Regions from separate parts of the Homo sapiens genome. Here all the other regions are linked to region 2. Evidence: chromatin loops called from intact Hi-C (ENCODE). Cell type or tissue: heart right ventricle. All regions are shown on one strand.

The links. Hi-C counts contacts between places; a loop is a spot of excess contacts. Peaks named below come from ENCODE experiments on the same cell type or tissue, not always from the same donor. Only the 100,000 strongest peaks of a DNase experiment are listed, where the experiment ranks them.
Region 1: it touches region 2 in a loop (2.5-fold over the local background); 14 of 110 quality-filtered maps call a loop at or near these places.
Region 3: it touches region 2 in a loop (6-fold over the local background); 99 of 110 quality-filtered maps call a loop at or near these places.

Annotation. Positions count from the first base shown.
Region 1 is chr10:75,673,479-75,675,978 of GRCh38, forward strand. The region is part of intron 2 of LRMDA (leucine rich melanocyte differentiation associated); the gene reads left to right. Among named protein-coding and RNA genes, the nearest start is that of MIR606, 120 kb to the left of the region's middle. In heart right ventricle, no CTCF peak of the experiment used is centred here; no DNase peak of the experiment used is centred here.
Region 2 is chr10:75,393,965-75,396,464 of GRCh38, forward strand. LOC124902461 reads left to right here. Exons shown (of 1, transcript XM_047426122.1): 1 at 1-2,500. The coding sequence starts at 2,192. It also overlaps a transcript of ZNF503 not described here. Among named protein-coding and RNA genes, the nearest start is that of ZNF503-AS2, 6.3 kb to the right of the region's middle. In heart right ventricle, CTCF peaks have their summits at 1,533 (motif pointing left) and 1,733; no DNase peak of the experiment used is centred here; H3K4me3 peaks cover 1,397 bases; H3K27ac peaks cover 1,047 bases; H3K27me3 peaks cover 1,048 bases.
Region 3 is chr10:76,041,325-76,043,824 of GRCh38, forward strand. All of the region lies in intron 3 of LRMDA (leucine rich melanocyte differentiation associated), which reads left to right. Among named protein-coding and RNA genes, the nearest start is that of MIR606, 490 kb to the left of the region's middle. In heart right ventricle, no CTCF peak of the experiment used is centred here; no DNase peak of the experiment used is centred here.

The sequences.
Region 1 (2,500 bases), 280 kb after region 2:
CCTTGCTCAGTGCCTCTATGGGACTGGATCTGTACTGAGACTCCCAGGAGACCTGGACCCTGTCCTCTGGTGGCTCCTAGTCTTGGGCTAAACGTGGATATAAACCTATGTATTCTCTGAGGACATTTTGACTCTCAATTCTGTGTTCAGGAATGATAAATTGCTGAGCAGAAATGTGAAGCCAGCTCACAAAAGGGTAACAAATTGGGTGTAGAATATTTTTTCTCTGCACTCTGACCTTTTGTGTCTAGGGATGCGACTAGGGGCTGAGACCTCAGTTGGACAGATAGTCAATATTCTTGCTTTATTCTCATTTCTCACCCTTTATATAGCCCTTCTTTATAACTTCCCATCTTTTCTCTCTCAAACCATTCTCTGACTTCCTATTTGTATTGTGTTCCCATTTATTTTCTCTTTTCCTCCTTTCTTAGCATCCTGCCTGACACATAGTAGGAATGTAACAAATGTTTGAAGTAATGAACCAAAGGAACTGTTGCCTTCCTTGAAGATGATGAAAAGTCTGGGGATAAAGCAAACAAGGAGAAACATTGTCTAAACATCTCAACTGGCTTGTATTCCAGCTTGCTGTCTTTGAGAAAATATATGGAATGTTTTAATGCTGGGACTAGTTTTTCCTTGGATAGATATTTAAAAAATTTCTGCTTGTGCGTGTGTGTGCAACTAGTAATATAAGTTTTAAAGAAGATATTATACCAAGACATTTATTTCATTTGATTAAGCCATTAGAAAAGATTAGAGGTGTCTTTAGTTCTGGGGAGATAAGTTTAACAGGGAGCAGATTTTAGGAACATCTGGGCAACCCGCACAACACCTTTCTGTTCCCTTATCTTTAAATGCAGTTGTTATTTATATATATATAACAGATAAGAGTGATAAGGTAGAAAGAGCATGTTTGAAAGCTCCAATTTCTTATATCTCATCCAGGTTTCTTCTTATGGCTTCCTTCAGATATATAAATATATGGAGAACCTAGAGTTCCATTTTTCTTTTTTTTTCCTTAGAAGAGAATATTATCGCTCTCTAACTAAGTGTTATCACCCGGTGATTGAATGTTACTGTTTGAGCCTTCTGCCTTGAATAATGCGATCCTTAAAGAGGCCACCGCTTCAGATAATTGTCCCTTTCTGTTCACTTAGAAGTACTTGCAGTATTGAGGTTACTGCTCAAATGAGGGCACTTTTCTGATAAGCGAGCAGGGAGTTTTGGGAGTCAGGATTTCCTTGACTCCTTGCCTTTGCTTTTATTAATTCTGCAGAGTAGCAGAATTGTTGGGTGCTGGGGCTCAGTGGTTGGAATCTGTATGCTAAGGCATCCAGTTTCTGTAGGGGATCAGCTGGAGGGGTTTTGGGGGACAGCAGAAGGACAGTAGGAGCTGAGAGCCATGTCTGACATATGTAAGTTTCGTTGTGGTTTCAATCAGATGACCACCTGATAATGACAACAGTGACATATTCTTTTTCTAAGGGAAAGGACAGCCTTTTGCAGCAGCCTTTTCATTTCCACGTAATTGTGAAGAATAAATCAATGTTGGTTGGGTTGCAGGTCTGTGTATTGATCAGAGTTTTCAATCCTTGAAAATGCTGGTGGGATCATGTCTTCTTCTTGTTGAATTCAGTATAGTAAAATTCAGAGGGAGTTATAGAATTCAAATACAGTCTATTATTTATGGGCATGGCTGATACAAAGGAAAGCAAAACATTTTACTTACAGCAAATACATACTCAACACTGGGAGTGGTATTGTGTGAGCAGGATCTTAATTGTACATTTACTAATTGCTCTTCTCTGTTGTGAGGTGTTGCTAGCAGATCTAAAAGAATCTTATGGTATGTTTTCTTCAAAAGTCCTTTCCTAGAAGAAGCTGAAACCTTGATCAGTTATATTCTATACTAATGGAGATTCCCATGAGCAAGTGGGCAGGATGGACCTGAGACTTGACACAAGTTTGACTCTGAAAGAAAATGTTAAACTATGAAAAGCAGTCCTGTGGACTAGGATACATATGTAACCTTAATAGCTGATAAGAGTCTTACAGATTTAATTTCCAGAGGCAGCATGGGGTGATTATACGAAGCTAGGTCTTTTTTGTGGATTTATGCCATTCCTGTCACTAACTACCTGTACCCCTGGACAAGTTATATGTTCTTCTTGGGCTGCAGTAGACCTGATTATAAAATGAAAAGGTCGCACCAGAAATCTATTGTTCAACTTTTTTTTTTTTGTTTGTTTGAAAAACTATCTTTACCAGTTGATTTTTACAGTTGGTCTTGTTCTAGATCTGTTTCTCTTTGTAGGACAGGCGTATCTGCTTCATTTTGTATAAGCCTCCTTGGATTAGAGCCTTTTGAAATCTGATCTATTCCGCAAGGTCCAGTGTTTCTTCTGCCCACTTTAGTTTGGAACTCTAATTCTCAATGTATGGCCTGCAGTTCACACTGGCCAACTGTGGTCTCCCTGCTGGATTGGATAGTGATACAGAG
Region 2 (2,500 bases):
TCACCACACCCTCCTCTAGCTGGAACAGCATCTCTGGCTCCCAGGCACTGTTCTGCTTTAAAACTTCATCAGGCAAGAGCAGCCAAGGTGAGAATCCCTGCTTATAGCCATCTCTCACTAGCTGTGTACCTCAAGCCACTGTCTTTCCGCTGCTGAGCCTCAGTCTCCTCATCTGAAAAACGAGGTGAAGATTCTTTTAAGTTCAGGGGTACAAGTGCAGGTTTGTTACATGGGTAAACTTGTGTCATGGAGGTGTGTTGTACAGATTATTTCATCATCCAGGTATTAAGTCTAGTAATGGGGTGAAGATTCTAATGACCTCATGGAACTGTTGTGAAGTGTAAGTGGGATGATACAGGATCCCATGGGCTGGGCATAGCCCGTGACAGATGTGAGCAGGTCAGCCTGGGTTTTCCAGTCACTCTAAGCACCACCAGGCTGCTAGCCACATTCGGTGAGGAACCCTAAGCCAATACGTGCAGCAGAGGCCAGCCGATGACCTGACAGGGGATAAGTCCCACCTTCTGGGCAACTTTTACGAGTCTTCTGTGTAAGTACTGTGTGCTAACCGATTGCGCTGCTGGAGCTGCAGCCTTATGAGTTTTCTAAATCACAAGAAGTTCATCACCTAGTGGGGCTTTTTTATCTGCCTTTCCTCACTGCTTAAAGACCAAGCCCACATCTTTCCTTCTCCTGTCTGCTGTCGGAGCATAAGTGTGTGCCACACGTGACCAGGTGTGGCAGAGTCAGAGCAGGGGGTGGCTTCTGTGGAAGTAGGAGTGAAAGTGTGGAAACAAGTGAGTGCGTGTGTTGACAGGCATCTGCATTTGTGTTAGTTGTGCTTACTCAGAGGTCCACAGGCTTGTGGCAGATTTCAGAAGCTGGTCCTTCTTCAGCAGCTCTCTCGGAGGCACACCTCCCTGATCTGCATCTATGCGGAGTTACCCAGCACAAGGACACCAGGGTCGCTGTGTCACCACCAGAGGCACAGGTAGGGGGATAAGATTGGATGGTGGGGGAAAGGCCTGGGCCTTATCCGCCAGCCCTGCCACTGGCCTCCAGGACTTAGCCTCGGTTTCTCAAACTGTGTCAGGGACGAGTAAATGGGATGAGCAGCCCTTGGCAAGGAGTGGGCGCTAGGAAATCATCAGTGAAGGAGGGAGTGAATGAATGCAGGCCTGTGTGGCGACTGCTTCAGCATGGCAGACAAGGTGACGTATCAGAGCCTTGAGGGTGGGAGCTCCCCAGGTTGGGAAGGGACAGACACGTGGGCCAATCCTCTGGACAGGAATAGAGAACGAGGAGGAAACAAGCGCAGAAGCTGGAGCGGGTGGAGAAGAGCAGGGGAGACGGTTCGCAGCAGGAGAAAAGAAGCGAGGAGTCACAGGGAGGGGCCTCCTGGACACCGCTCCCAAAGCCACGCGAAAGTGGAAGCGCGGGGCCTCGGGATGCCCATCCAGCCGGCTGCCCGCGCGCTGGCCGGGGTTCCAGGACTCCTTCCTGCTCCGCCGGGCTCTGCAGCGCCGCCTGGTGGACACGCGGCGCTCCGCCCGGGCTCCAGCCGCCAGCCGGCGCGCCGGGGATCCCGCGGCTGTTCGGGAAAAAGCTGGAGAGAGTCGGGGGGCGCGCCTTGGGGAGGGGCATTTGTCCCTCCGAGGAGGCTCGCACCTCGGCCTGGACACGCAGCAGATACTGGCACCCACCCTTCACTTACCGCGCGCCCGGGGTGACTCGGATCCGTCCAACACGTCGGGGAATCCTTTCTGTCCTCACCCCCGGGCGCCCCAGCGCCGGAACGCTGCTGCCTCTGTGTAGCTGCTCCCGGAAGGAGTTTCATCAAACTTTTAAGGGGCTTTGGTTTTGGGTTGTGTTGATAAAATACCAAGAAGGGGCATGAAGGCACGAACGTCCCGGGTTCGTCTCCCTGCTGGTCCCAAGCCTGAATCCCAGGGCGGGGGAATGTCTAGGTCCTTCCGGGCCGGCAAGGTGTGGTCGCTCAGGGACCCCTGTCCGAAGACGCTAGGGAAAAGAGGCACAGCCTGTGGGTCGCAGTGGCCAGGAGCGCGTGGCCGCTGCTGGTGAGAGAGTGGTAGACGCCTGGCTTTCAGGTCCTGAGCTGCGGGCACCGGAGCGTGGGACCCCGGCTGCAGCACCGCCACGCGCTCCCGCCCTCCCACCTGCAGGGCGGGGGATGTCTGTCCAAGAGGCCGGGGCGACAAGCCCGCCGGCCAGGATTCTCAAGGAACCAGGCCCAGCTCAGCCTCTCTCGGCGGGACCAGAGTGGGACCGGGGCCGCGGCGTCCGAAGACGCTGCGGGCCAGGGGTCCTCCTCGGCGCCAGCTCCGTTTCCTGGGGTCTCGCGACGTCCGGACATCAGGGTCGGGGGTGTGGAGACGGCGGCGGAGCCAGAGTCCCCACCAAGTCAGTTCCAGGAGGCGGCCCGCGCGCTTCCCGCAGTGTCCGGGAGGTCGCTGGGGGTGGCTTTGCGTGCAACCCGGGT
Region 3 (2,500 bases), 650 kb after region 2:
AGGAAATTATAAGTCACTTTTTCCTCTAGAAATGCAGTTTCTTTAAGATCTGGGTTTAAATCCAGACTCTATCATGTACTAGCTGTGTGACCGTTAACCCGTTTCCTTAATTGTTATTTCAGCATGATAAATTTCTGACATATGTGAATAAAAATGAGGTATGTCATTATGCTGTATATTTAGTATTCAAAAACCCAGTATTAGGATTAGCTGTGGTTAAAATCATCCCAGTGGTTATGGAGGTTGCCCTTTAACCCGCAGCTGAGCCCAGAGGGAGGGATGTGTCCATTCTCACCTGGGACAGCTTTGGACCCGCACAACTGGACACAGGCTAGGAGGCTTCCCTCCTCCCTCATGCTCCAAACTTTCAAGGCAAGATGCTGCTTTGATCTTGGGCCCTCTGCAGAAAATCTCCTTTGGCAAGCCTCCCCATGACAGCTGGGCTCTGCAATGGCAACTTTCTGCAGACAACACTGAAAAAAAATCTCAACGCTAAGTACCCCGGAGAAGACTTGATAAGGGAAACCAGGTGTGTGCCGGGAACCCAGCTGGAGAGAGTTGAAACTGTGCCAGGTAGCTACACATTTTTAAAAAAGGTACCCTTAGGAGAATCCCTGAAATGATCCCCACTGCAGTGGTCTTGATTAGCCAGGGACACCAGGTTTCTTCCACAGATTGCCTGTGGTCAATTTTCTATGCATCTTGACAAAAAAGAAATGTGAGAAGTTCTATGTTGGATCTCAAAACCAGCCAACATAAGGCTGTGTTTGTCCTTGCTGACCCAGGAGACAAAGAAACCAATTAAAACTTCTCATGTTTTATCCTCTGGTGGTGCTATCAGCATAAAGGCGAAGGACTGGTCTAGAGCATGCATGCAGGGAGGAGGTGCTAGTGCTTCCTGCCTGGTGTGGATTTGGGGGAGACCACCTGACTCAGCCAAAAGTATCATTTATAGTAGGTAGTTGAAAGGCTTAGGAAGATGGAGCTTCTGCCATACAAAATACCCAAAAGCAGGCAGGCTCTTAGAAATCTCTTTGATTCATTGGCAAAGGATGGCTGAAGCTTCTTGGAACCTGCAGACCCCTTGCCCAGGAAAGTCCCATGATCAGAGCATTCAAATGATCCACTTCTTTGTGGCCAGGGACAGATCCAGGTTTGGGGAGTGTGAAACCTCTGTAATTTGAGGGAGCCCTCTTAAATACTATATAATCAGGAATGCAAAATTAGGTATGAAATGAATGTTTATTTGGAATAGAACTGTATCAAAGGAAATTTTAAAATTTTAAGTTGATAAATTTCACAAATGTCAAAATACCTAGAAAAGTATCAATCTTTATTGAAGATATGCCTCTAGAGAAACTTTTTTCCTGCAAATTTCTCATAGTTTCATTATTTGGTGAAATTTTGTAATTTTTTTCTAGAGAGAATAGATAATTCCCTCTTTTAGCATGGTTGATCGAAAATTGATTTTTTAAAATAGTTTAGAAATGTTTCTTTCAGTTTCACCATTTGTTATTGGTAGTTTCACCACTAAATTATTGGTAAAACTTTTAGGATTATTACATTTTGGAGAAACTCTTACACATTTCTTTCATATATGATAGGAGCTGTATAAGATTTCAGGACATTTTGGCCGGGCACAGTGGCTCACACCTGTAATCCCAGAACTTTGGGAGGCCGAGGCAGGTGGATCTCCTGAGATTAGGAGTTCGAGACGAACCCAGGAGGCAGAGGTTGCAGTGAGCCGAGATCACGCCATTGCACTCCAGCCTGGGCGACAGAGTGAGACTCTGTCTCAAAAAAAAAGATTTCAGGACATTTTAAGTTGTGTGTGTGTTGATGTGTAGGCATGTATACATACACTTAACAACTGAATCTTAAATGTTCTTTGAATTGATGAATGAGTTTGTTAATCATTTTGCCATCAGTTTTATGTTGGTCCCTGCATATTTGTGTTAATATGGTGGATAGTAAGAGTATTACTGGAAGCCATTCCTACTGATACTGTTGGAAGAATTTAACTAGACACAGAAGTGACTGCAAATTATACAAATATTCCCCCACTGAATCATAATTAAATGTTACTCCTACACAATGTACCCTTAGGTGGGGATTCCCATAGACATTCCCATTGTTACTCAGCTGAAGGGAAAATGTGGTAGAAGTCCTAGTGGAGCGAGACAGTGATCTCCACAGATTATAGTGTAAATTACCTACTTTTTCAAATTAAAAAAAAAAAAAATCACATGATCATGTGACTCTATTACCAGGGTCTTTCCCAGGGCCTTGGAAGGGGCCTATGCAAACAAGAAACCCTTGACGCATGAGCTTTATTAGCTCCATGGTAGATCTACAAGTGAAGGTTCACTCAACTTAATCTAGGCCTACTTCCCCGAACATGGTGGCCAGCTAGGCTTCCTTCACTCGTCATTAAATGTTGAGAAATGACTGGCATTTCAATCCAACTCAGTTTCCCAATATTTCCTCAACTTAAAAGCCT